Linked DNA regions of Homo sapiens: region 2 is linked to region 1. Evidence: chromatin contacts called from ENCODE Hi-C or POLR2A ChIA-PET data. All regions are on one chromosome and are shown on one strand. Each heading gives the region's core, a stretch centred on a gene start or an enhancer-like site at or near the end of the contact. The rest is flanking DNA. Distances are from core to core; before and after follow the strand shown.

Evidence for each region. Hi-C counts contacts between places; a loop is a spot of excess contacts on that map. ChIA-PET counts read pairs that join two places held with the same protein, here RNA polymerase II (POLR2A). Pooled maps may share reads with other maps.
Region 2: a loop to region 1 is called in a pooled map, with 6 times the contacts of the local background. The contact joins two enhancer-like sites. A Hi-C loop is called at or near these places in 3 of 168 maps with a recorded cell type or tissue (CD4-positive, alpha-beta memory T cell and naive thymus-derived CD4-positive, alpha-beta T cell), 18 of 37 single-sample maps with no recorded cell type and 14 of 50 pooled maps. POLR2A ChIA-PET finds 5 or more read pairs at or near these places in 3 of 52 experiments (activated CD4-positive, alpha-beta T cell, activated CD4-positive, alpha-beta memory T cell and activated naive CD4-positive, alpha-beta T cell).

The regions. Positions count from the first base shown.
Region 1 is chr1:117,074,889-117,079,019 of GRCh38, forward strand. TTF2 (transcription termination factor 2) reads left to right here. Exons shown (of 23, transcript NM_003594.4): 5 at 1-971; 6 at 1,292-1,406; 7 at 1,753-1,935; 8 at 3,028-3,155. Among named protein-coding and RNA genes, the nearest start is that of TTF2, 17 kb to the left of the region's middle. RefSeq lists an enhancer at 1,991-3,190. Within about 2 kb of position 2,508, at least 2 of the 41 ENCODE cell types and tissues checked have a DNase peak (open chromatin) inside an H3K27ac peak, as active enhancers do.
Region 2 is chr1:117,653,754-117,657,932 of GRCh38, forward strand. No RefSeq gene overlaps it. Among named protein-coding and RNA genes, the nearest start is that of TENT5C, 50 kb to the left of the region's middle. RefSeq lists enhancers at 1,260-1,419, 2,238-2,307, 2,458-2,567, 2,928-3,067. Within about 2 kb of position 2,583, at least 13 of the 41 ENCODE cell types and tissues checked have a DNase peak (open chromatin) inside an H3K27ac peak, as active enhancers do.

The sequences.
Region 1 (4,131 bases), core at 1,258-3,757:
ATTCTGTATCCAATAAGTCTCAGCATGCATCTGAGACATTTCATCATTCTTCCAACTGGCTGAGAAATCCATTCAAGGTACTTGACAAGAATCAAGAACCAGCTCTCTGGAAACAGCTCATCAAAGGTGAAGGTGAGGAAAAGAAGGCTGATAAGAAGCAAAGAGAAAAGGGAGATCAGCTTTTCGATCAAAAGAAAGAACAGAAGCCTGAAATGATGGAGAAAGACCTCTCATCTGGCCTGGTACCAAAGAAAAAACAATCTGTAGTTCAAGAGAAGAAGCAAGAAGAGGGAGCAGAGATTCAGTGTGAGGCAGAGACTGGAGGCACACACAAAAGAGACTTTTCTGAAATTAAATCTCAACAGTGCCAAGGTAATGAGCTTACAAGACCATCTGCATCTTCTCAGGAGAAATCAAGTGGTAAGAGTCAAGATGTCCAAAGAGAATCAGAACCTCTGAGAGAAAAGGTTACCCAGCTTTTGCCTCAAAATGTTCACAGTCACAACTCAATAAGCAAGCCCCAGAAAGGGGGACCCCTCAACAAGGAGTACACGAACTGGGAGGCTAAAGAAACAAAGGCAAAGGATGGCCCTAGCATACAGGCCACCCAGAAAAGCCTGCCTCAGGGGCATTTCCAAGAGCGGCCGGAGACCCACAGTGTGCCTGCTCCTGGAGGACCAGCGGCTCAGGCTGCACCAGCAGCACCAGGGCTTTCCCTGGGTGAGGGCCGTGAAGCTGCCACAAGCAGTGACGACGAGGAGGAAGATGATGTTGTTTTTGTTTCCTCTAAGCCTGGGAGCCCCCTACTCTTTGACTCGACTCTGGACTTAGAGACGAAGGAAAACCTCCAATTCCCTGATCGAAGTGTGCAAAGAAAGGTGTCTCCTGCCTCAGGTGTTTCCAAGAAGGTAGAACCCTCAGACCCAGTAGCCCGGCGTGTCTACCTTACAACACAACTGAAACAAAAGAAGGTAACTATTGACTCGTGTTTTGTTTCTGAGGTCAGAGCATTGCTTGTTATGGGCAGATATGAGATCTCATTGCTACAGAAGGGTTAAATATGTTCATGTGAAGGTTTTATAGGTGCATGTTCAGTTTCTGCCTTTTCCCCTATTTATATTTTCAAGATTGGTAAGCCAGCTGGGTTAAAATTTAAAAAAGGTTCTGGTTTTTGCACACATATTTAAAAGACCATAATTTCAGAGTTTGGGTGTTTCAGGCTATTTTAATCTGAAACTATTCATCTAACAGTGTGAGAGGAGAGATCCATTTGATGGAATCTGTTTTTCAGAGCACACTGGCATCAGTGAACATCCAGGCTCTTCCAGACAAGGGTCAGAAGTTGATCAAACAAATCCAGGAGCTGGAGGAAGTACTCAGTGGTCTTACCCTTTCCCCAGAGCAAGGTAAAGTGGCTTATGCCTCAGAACTCCGGGTTTGCATCGACTTTACAAGAGACATTCGGGAAGCCCTTTTAATAAAGAATGTGTTGATTCATTCACTTTTCCATTTTATTATCTGCTTCTGAGACTTCTTTCACATTACACCTATGGTTCATAAAAAACTTTCTCCTGTTTCCTGTGGACTCTACTTTCTTCCCCATTGTTTAAGCAACTGTTAAAATGCTACCTTCTCTAGGAATCCTTCATCGGAATGGTGATGATCCCTCTCTCTTGACCTCACCTCCACACATATGGTCCCTTCACTTAGTTTGCTGAACTTTAATCTGCTCTTCCCTTGTTTTCTGAGCAGGAACTAATGAGAAGAGTAACAGTCAAGTACCACAGCAGAGTCACTTCACCAAAACTACCACTGGCCCTCCCCACCTGGTGCCTCCCCAACCCCTTCCTCGTCGTGGTACCCAACCTGTGGGTTCTCTAGAACTAAAGTCTGCCTGCCAGGTGACTGCTGGAGGATCCAGTCAGTGCTATCGAGGTAAGACCCAAGGGCCTGACCCTGCTGTGAATAGCCACCCCTGTGAGTTACGTGCCACCCGGTACAGTAGTCACCTCTTATCCACACTTTCAGTTAACCTTAGTCACCTGTGGTTCAAAAAAAGGTGAGTACAGTACAGTAAGATATTTTGAGAGAGAAAGAGACAGAAACCACATTCACATAACTTTTATTACAGTATATTCTTATAATTCTTCTATTTTATTATTATTGTTAAATGCTTTCTGTCCCTAATGTATTAAAGTTTAAAATAGGTATGTACGTATGGGGAAAAAAAAAAGCCAAAACATAGTATGTGTAGGGTTCAGTACCATCCAGTTTCAAGCATCCACTGGGGGTCTTGCAACATACGCCCTGTGGATAAGGAGGGACTACCGTAGATGTCTTTGTGCCCACATGAGGGGAGAAGCCATTCTTAAGTCAGAAGTTGCCCATATAATAAAGATTGTGCAGCTCAGTAGAGCTTTGCATCGTGTTACTTAGCTTTCTGTGAGGGCACAGACTGTGTCTACCTTGTTCACCACTGTATGCTGATTAGTCAGCTCAGTGGCTGGCACATAGGAGTCATCCAGTCAGCATTTGTGGATGAAAACTCTAGCTCGCATCATTATGAGGTAGGCAGACCTGCAGATATGCTCTTATTCTTTCGTGTGTGTGTAAGTGTGTGTAAGACTGAGGAGAGACATGAGTCAAGACTGATGACTAATAGATCCACAGAGAGCAATAACACCCTATTAGCTAAGTGTTTCCTTCCTGAACTTTCTAGGCAACTTTGAATTCAGAGGTAACTGCAGAATGAAGATTCCAAGTGGAGCCTGAAATGTGTAATAGGATCAGTTGACAGGAGACTGATCAGGAGATAGGAGCTTGGAGATTGGGTTGGCTGGCAGTGACCAGAAAAGCAAAAGCCACTTGTTTCCCAACTGAGAACTGCTAGAGACATGGAAAGTTGAGGAGAGTAGTTAACAAGGAGGGTAAGAAACAGATACAGGGCCATTTGTAGCTAAGTTCACTCTAAAGGGATAAAGAAAACATACTTGTGACATCTTTTAGGTAACACCTATTTGTATGCAGGCCATACAAACCAAGATCACGTTCATGCAGTGTGGAAAATCACAAGTGAAGCCATCGGTCAACTGCATCGCTCACTTGAGTCATGTCCTGGTGAGACGGTTGTGGCAGAAGATCCCGCCGGGCTGAAGGTGAGCCAGGGAAGACTCCTGGTGTAGTCCTCTATGACAGTGCTCCAGCAGCCCCATGAAACTGCTGGCAGAGAGACTTTCTGAGATACCTTTCCTACAGACAGATGCTTAAATGGCTTCCCTTGCAGCATCCTCTCCTTTTATGCTTAACAGTGCAAACAATAACAACAAAACCCCTTTTTTAAAAAGTCATAAAGTTACTTATTTCTGTAGCAGTAAAGGATCCATTTGTTGAGTTGGTAGGTGCCACAAGAATGTGAAGGAATTGTTGCTTGTAATGAACTAGTTGGGGTGAAAATACATATACAATGTAAATAAAACAATTAGCAAAGGCTTTAAGGCAGAAATAAGGGGTGCCTTGTAATATACTATAAAGTACAAAAGGGATTCAGAATAAAGGAAACATCACTCTAGGTCAGTGATTATTTGTTGTCTGCCTACTTTGTGCCTTAAAGGTTGAAAGCCTTTAGATAGCAGAGAGGAAAGGAATAAAACGCTGCAATTAGAGGGAGTGGTGACTAGTGGGAAGATAAAGAGATTGGTATTCAGAAGTGGTGATCAGCTGTCATCAGTACCTGAGCCAGCAGTAGCAGGTGATGTTACTGAGTAGGAGCCTGGCATTGATGAAGGATTAGATCTGAATAACTCAAGAGATAGTATGGAATCGCTGTAGCATTTAAGCAGGGATGACTGATGAAGATTAGTTTTTCTTAACAGAGTACAAGATAAACTGGAGTACAGAAGACTAGAAGGGGGACTCTGGTCAAAGGGCTATTGAAATTTATGACCAGTAGTGCAGACTGGGACATTGGCTGCAGAAAGGAGAGGCAAATTTAAGAGATAATGAGGAAATAATGAAAAGCCAATGTAATGGCTGCTGAAAATAGGGTCAGAGGTCTTGGTTAAAAGCAGAGAGCTGGGCATAGTGGCTCACACCTATAATCCCAGCACTTTCGGAGGCCGAGGCAGGCAGATC
Region 2 (4,179 bases), core at 1,333-3,832, 580 kb after region 1:
GCCTTTCTTCCGACTTAGTTGTTGTCAGTCACCCTTCTGGGAAGTGATGGCTTAAATGTCATTTCCTAAATAATTCCTCTGGCTCCTGACCTGAGTTAGGCTTCCTGGCATCTTCTCCAGCACCTGGCACAGTTCCAGATGCATAGCAGGAATGCAAACAAATGCTCGTCCATGAATAAAGGAGAATACCAGCAACTGGCTGTGTGACCTTGGGCAAGTCACTTCACCTCTCTGTGCTTTAGAGTTTCCTCCTCTGTAGTAGGAAGTAGGACTATGTATCTCTAAGATCTCTTTCGGCTCTGGCAATCTTTGGCTCTTTAATGCTAGTGTCTGTACAGGTTTCTCATAAGGCTTCACGGAATAATGCAAGTGAGAGCCTTGTTGAATTGAAGGGGGAGGGGGAGGAGGCTAGGGAGCTTGGCAGAGGCAGCGGAGTACCCACAACGAGGCCCACTCACCCACTCATTTCCTCAGCCACCCACGGGGCCTGCAGTCCCCACGTGTAGCCTGATAGGCAGGGACTAGGGGACAGCCAGAATCAAAACCACAGCCTCCCGTTTTTAGTGTGTGGGCTTCAATTCGATGAGCTAGGGAGGAGACTTCTGGAGAAAAAATACTCTGTAGGGTCACATACACCCAGACAGTGTGGACACCTGCTACACACACATACCAATATGTGCATTTACAACTAATTACATACAAAGGAAAGCACACACACACCCAGAGGTGCACAAGCACACGGTCAATGCCCTGCAGAGCCCACCTGCAGCTCCCTGAGCCCAGGACAGCTCTGTTACCCTCTGAGTCTCTGGGTCAATCTTTACCCTTGCCCTCTGGGTCTTCCCTCTCTCAACAAACCCTGAGGCTGGGCACTGAGGCCTAGGGGATTCAGTGATTTTACTGATAAGGCTGAAAACAGGCAGGAAGGGAGGGTAACTTACAGTGCTCTCCGGATGTTACAGTATTTGCATTTCCACAGTCTATGTGTCTGAAAAAAACTGGGTTTAGTCTAGAAACTTGGTGGTACGCAGGTGTAGCTTTCAAGAGAACTGGGAAACAATGCTGTATGGAGATGGTAACCACTTGTGAGCTGGGTCAGTTTCACTATTTACTATACAGGCTGGCCATGATCTCATTGAACTCTCAGAAGTGCCTTCTGCACAGATAATTTATAGATGATGAAACTGAGACTTGGACATGTAAAGTAATTTGCCCAAGGCATGCAATTTGTAATTGGCAGATCTGGGACTCAGGGAGTAGGCTTCTGATTCCAAAGACAAGTGCTCTTACCACCCCTACCAGCTCAGCCTCTTGCCTCTGGTGTGTGCCCCTGCCCCCTCCCGCCTCTGGGCTCCACATTCTGGCTGCTGACTCCCTCACACATGGCCTGGTGGAGCCCCTACCCATGCTGAGTGGGGCTGGGAAAATGGTGAATTTTCTAGAAAATTGTGAAAGCGCTGCCTACGAGAATGGCTGCCTGGGACACTCCAGCTGCAGGCCCTGGGGCAGTGCCCGTTTGGAAGGTGCAGAGTTTTCTGGAGATAAGCAAACATGAGTCAGGAGAAAGCGACAAACAGCTCACCCCTGCAGATTGGCTGCCAGGACGTGAGATGATCATGCAACGTCAAGCTAACAGCCTCAAATCTTTTTGAAATCGAGTGCCCAGTTGACAGTTAAATCAGTCCGGAGACACAACTTCTCTCCCTCTCAAAACATATACACACACGCGCACACGCGTGCACACACACACGCACACACACACACACTTGATGTGGATTGTGGGACCAGAGCATTCAGGACTTTACAGCTCTAAAGGACCTTCGAGCTCATTGAGCTCTTGACCACCTTAATGTCAAGAATCGCCCAAAGTACCCATTTAAAAGACAAATTCTAACCTCAGCCCATTCCAGGTCTCCAGAATTCTAAGGGAATCTCTAAAAATCTTCTCAAGAAGCTGGATGTTTTACCAGGTTCCTGAGAGATTCTCATCACATCAGAGTTTGTTCCTTCAGGGTTTTGGAACACTGAATCTAGACTAACCCCTTCATTTTATAAGCAACATTTTAGTGATCTACAACATTTGTGTGAGCTGCGCAAAGCCACACAGCAAGTTGGCAGCAGGGCAAACGTGGATTCCCAGCACCGGGCCTCTCTGTCACACCACTCTTCTGACCACATAGAAAAGGAAGGATGGAAGGAAATCAGAGTTACTGAGCGCCTGCCATGGGTTGGGGCATGCTGGACAATTCAGTAGTAAGAGCAAAGGGAACCCCCTGGGTGCCAAGTGCTGTGCAGGGCACTTTTCCTGCTTTTGGAATTTAATACTTATAGTAGCTCTTGGCTGGGAATGGTTACCCTCCTCACGTGCGAGATGAGGCAATGGGCACACAGGGGCTGGGCACTTCTCAGGACCCAGAGGCCCCAAGAGCTAGAGGCAGAATTTGAAGCTGGACCTCAGCTGGAACCTTGAGAGCCCAGGCTCTGAAGCACTGTGCTGCGTCAGCTCTCAGAGACGCACTTGATTCTGTTGCTGATTTCATCAAAAGCTCACAGAAACCTTGTGATGTAGGCGGCGTCTTGTAGAGTTGAAGAAGCCAAAGCCCGGGGTGACAACAAAACCTGCCCAAGATCACACAGCCAGCAAACCATGAAGGCAGATTCAGCCCGGGTCTATCTTGTGTCAAACCCACACACTCCTCACCACATGTGGCGGTTTCGGAAGCTCCTTCCTGGGGCTCCAACTACAGACTACCTCTTCTGACAGTCTCACCCCCGCTGTCCCAGCTCGAACCTTCACCCTCTTTGGGCAGTCTGCATCTGGGGGCCCCCTCACACCCAAGTGCTACTGTGTTTACACTTCTGTTTGTTCCTGAATTCTCTTCTGACCCTCAACTGCTTTGAAGTTCTACAGCCAGGCTCTGCACAGTTTTTGAAAAGCGGAAGACAGTAAATCTTGCAGGCTCTGGGGTCCAGACCATCTCTGTTGCGACCACTCAGCTCTGCCCTTGCAGTGTGTTTAGTTCAGCCATAGACAATTCGTGAATGCGTGAGCATGGTTCAGTACAGCTTTAGTTCATGAGCTGTTGTTTGCCCATTCCGATGTTCTAGAAGAATGCTGGGGATTTGAAATGCTGAAATTTTCGAATGCTGAAAATCCATTCGAGCAGATTTTTATTTGATTCTGCTCTTTATGGGACAGAAGACAAGTCTGTTTGGGAAGGCATGTGTTTGAAAAGAGCCTAAAGGTGTCTGACCATTGAGACCCTAGTGCCTAAAAATCTGGAAGAGACTGCCTAGTTCTCAGGGAATGTTCCTTCCTTCCTTTATTCATTCATAGACTAGTTTGGAACACCCGCCATGTGACAGGCATCGTGTTGAGCCTTGGTGAGACAGACAGGCAAGTCTTTGCAGAGCTTATAGCTCAGTTACTGCTGGGGCTGCCAATGTGATGACTAATAGCAAAGAGTGTAAAGAAGGACACGACTTAGTTGGGGGCTGGGGAAGACTTCCCAGAAGAAGCAATGGGTAAGCTGATTCCCCTGACTGGGAATCCAAGTGAGGGCAGAGACAAGGTACAGTGTAATCAATGCAGGGAAAGAAACATCAGGTGACAGGCTTTTACATGCCATTTTTAGAGAATATGTGCACTGCTGTATTGACCCTTTTGGGAGGGTCTGATTCTTTTAGACAACAGGAACATCCGCTTTTCCCACTGGCAGATGGATCAGGCTGTTGATCCTGTTCTGTGATCCAAATGGCTCAGTCTCCATACTGGGAGATGGGGAAGGTATAGCTGATGTTTTGTGTGAGTCGGTGAATTGTCACAGAAGTAGACAAAACCATGCAAAATTTCCATTTGTTTCTTTGGATTTACCTCTGAGCCGAGTCTCTCAGATCATTAGAAAAAAAAAAAAAAAACACCCCAGATCACAGAGTCTAATAGATAGAATGTTATCTTTAAGGCAACGCTTAAAACTCAATGTTCGTAATGTAATATTTATTTAAAACAAAATAGCTTAACTGTTTTTTTTTAAACGAAAAAATCTTACCTAATTAGTTCCTTGTTCTTTTGGCCCAAAAAAACTCAATTTTACTTTGTTAAAGAAAATATAAGAAATACCAACTACATGAGAAAGTTAAACTGATGTTTGATTCAAATACTAATTATTTTTATTTTTT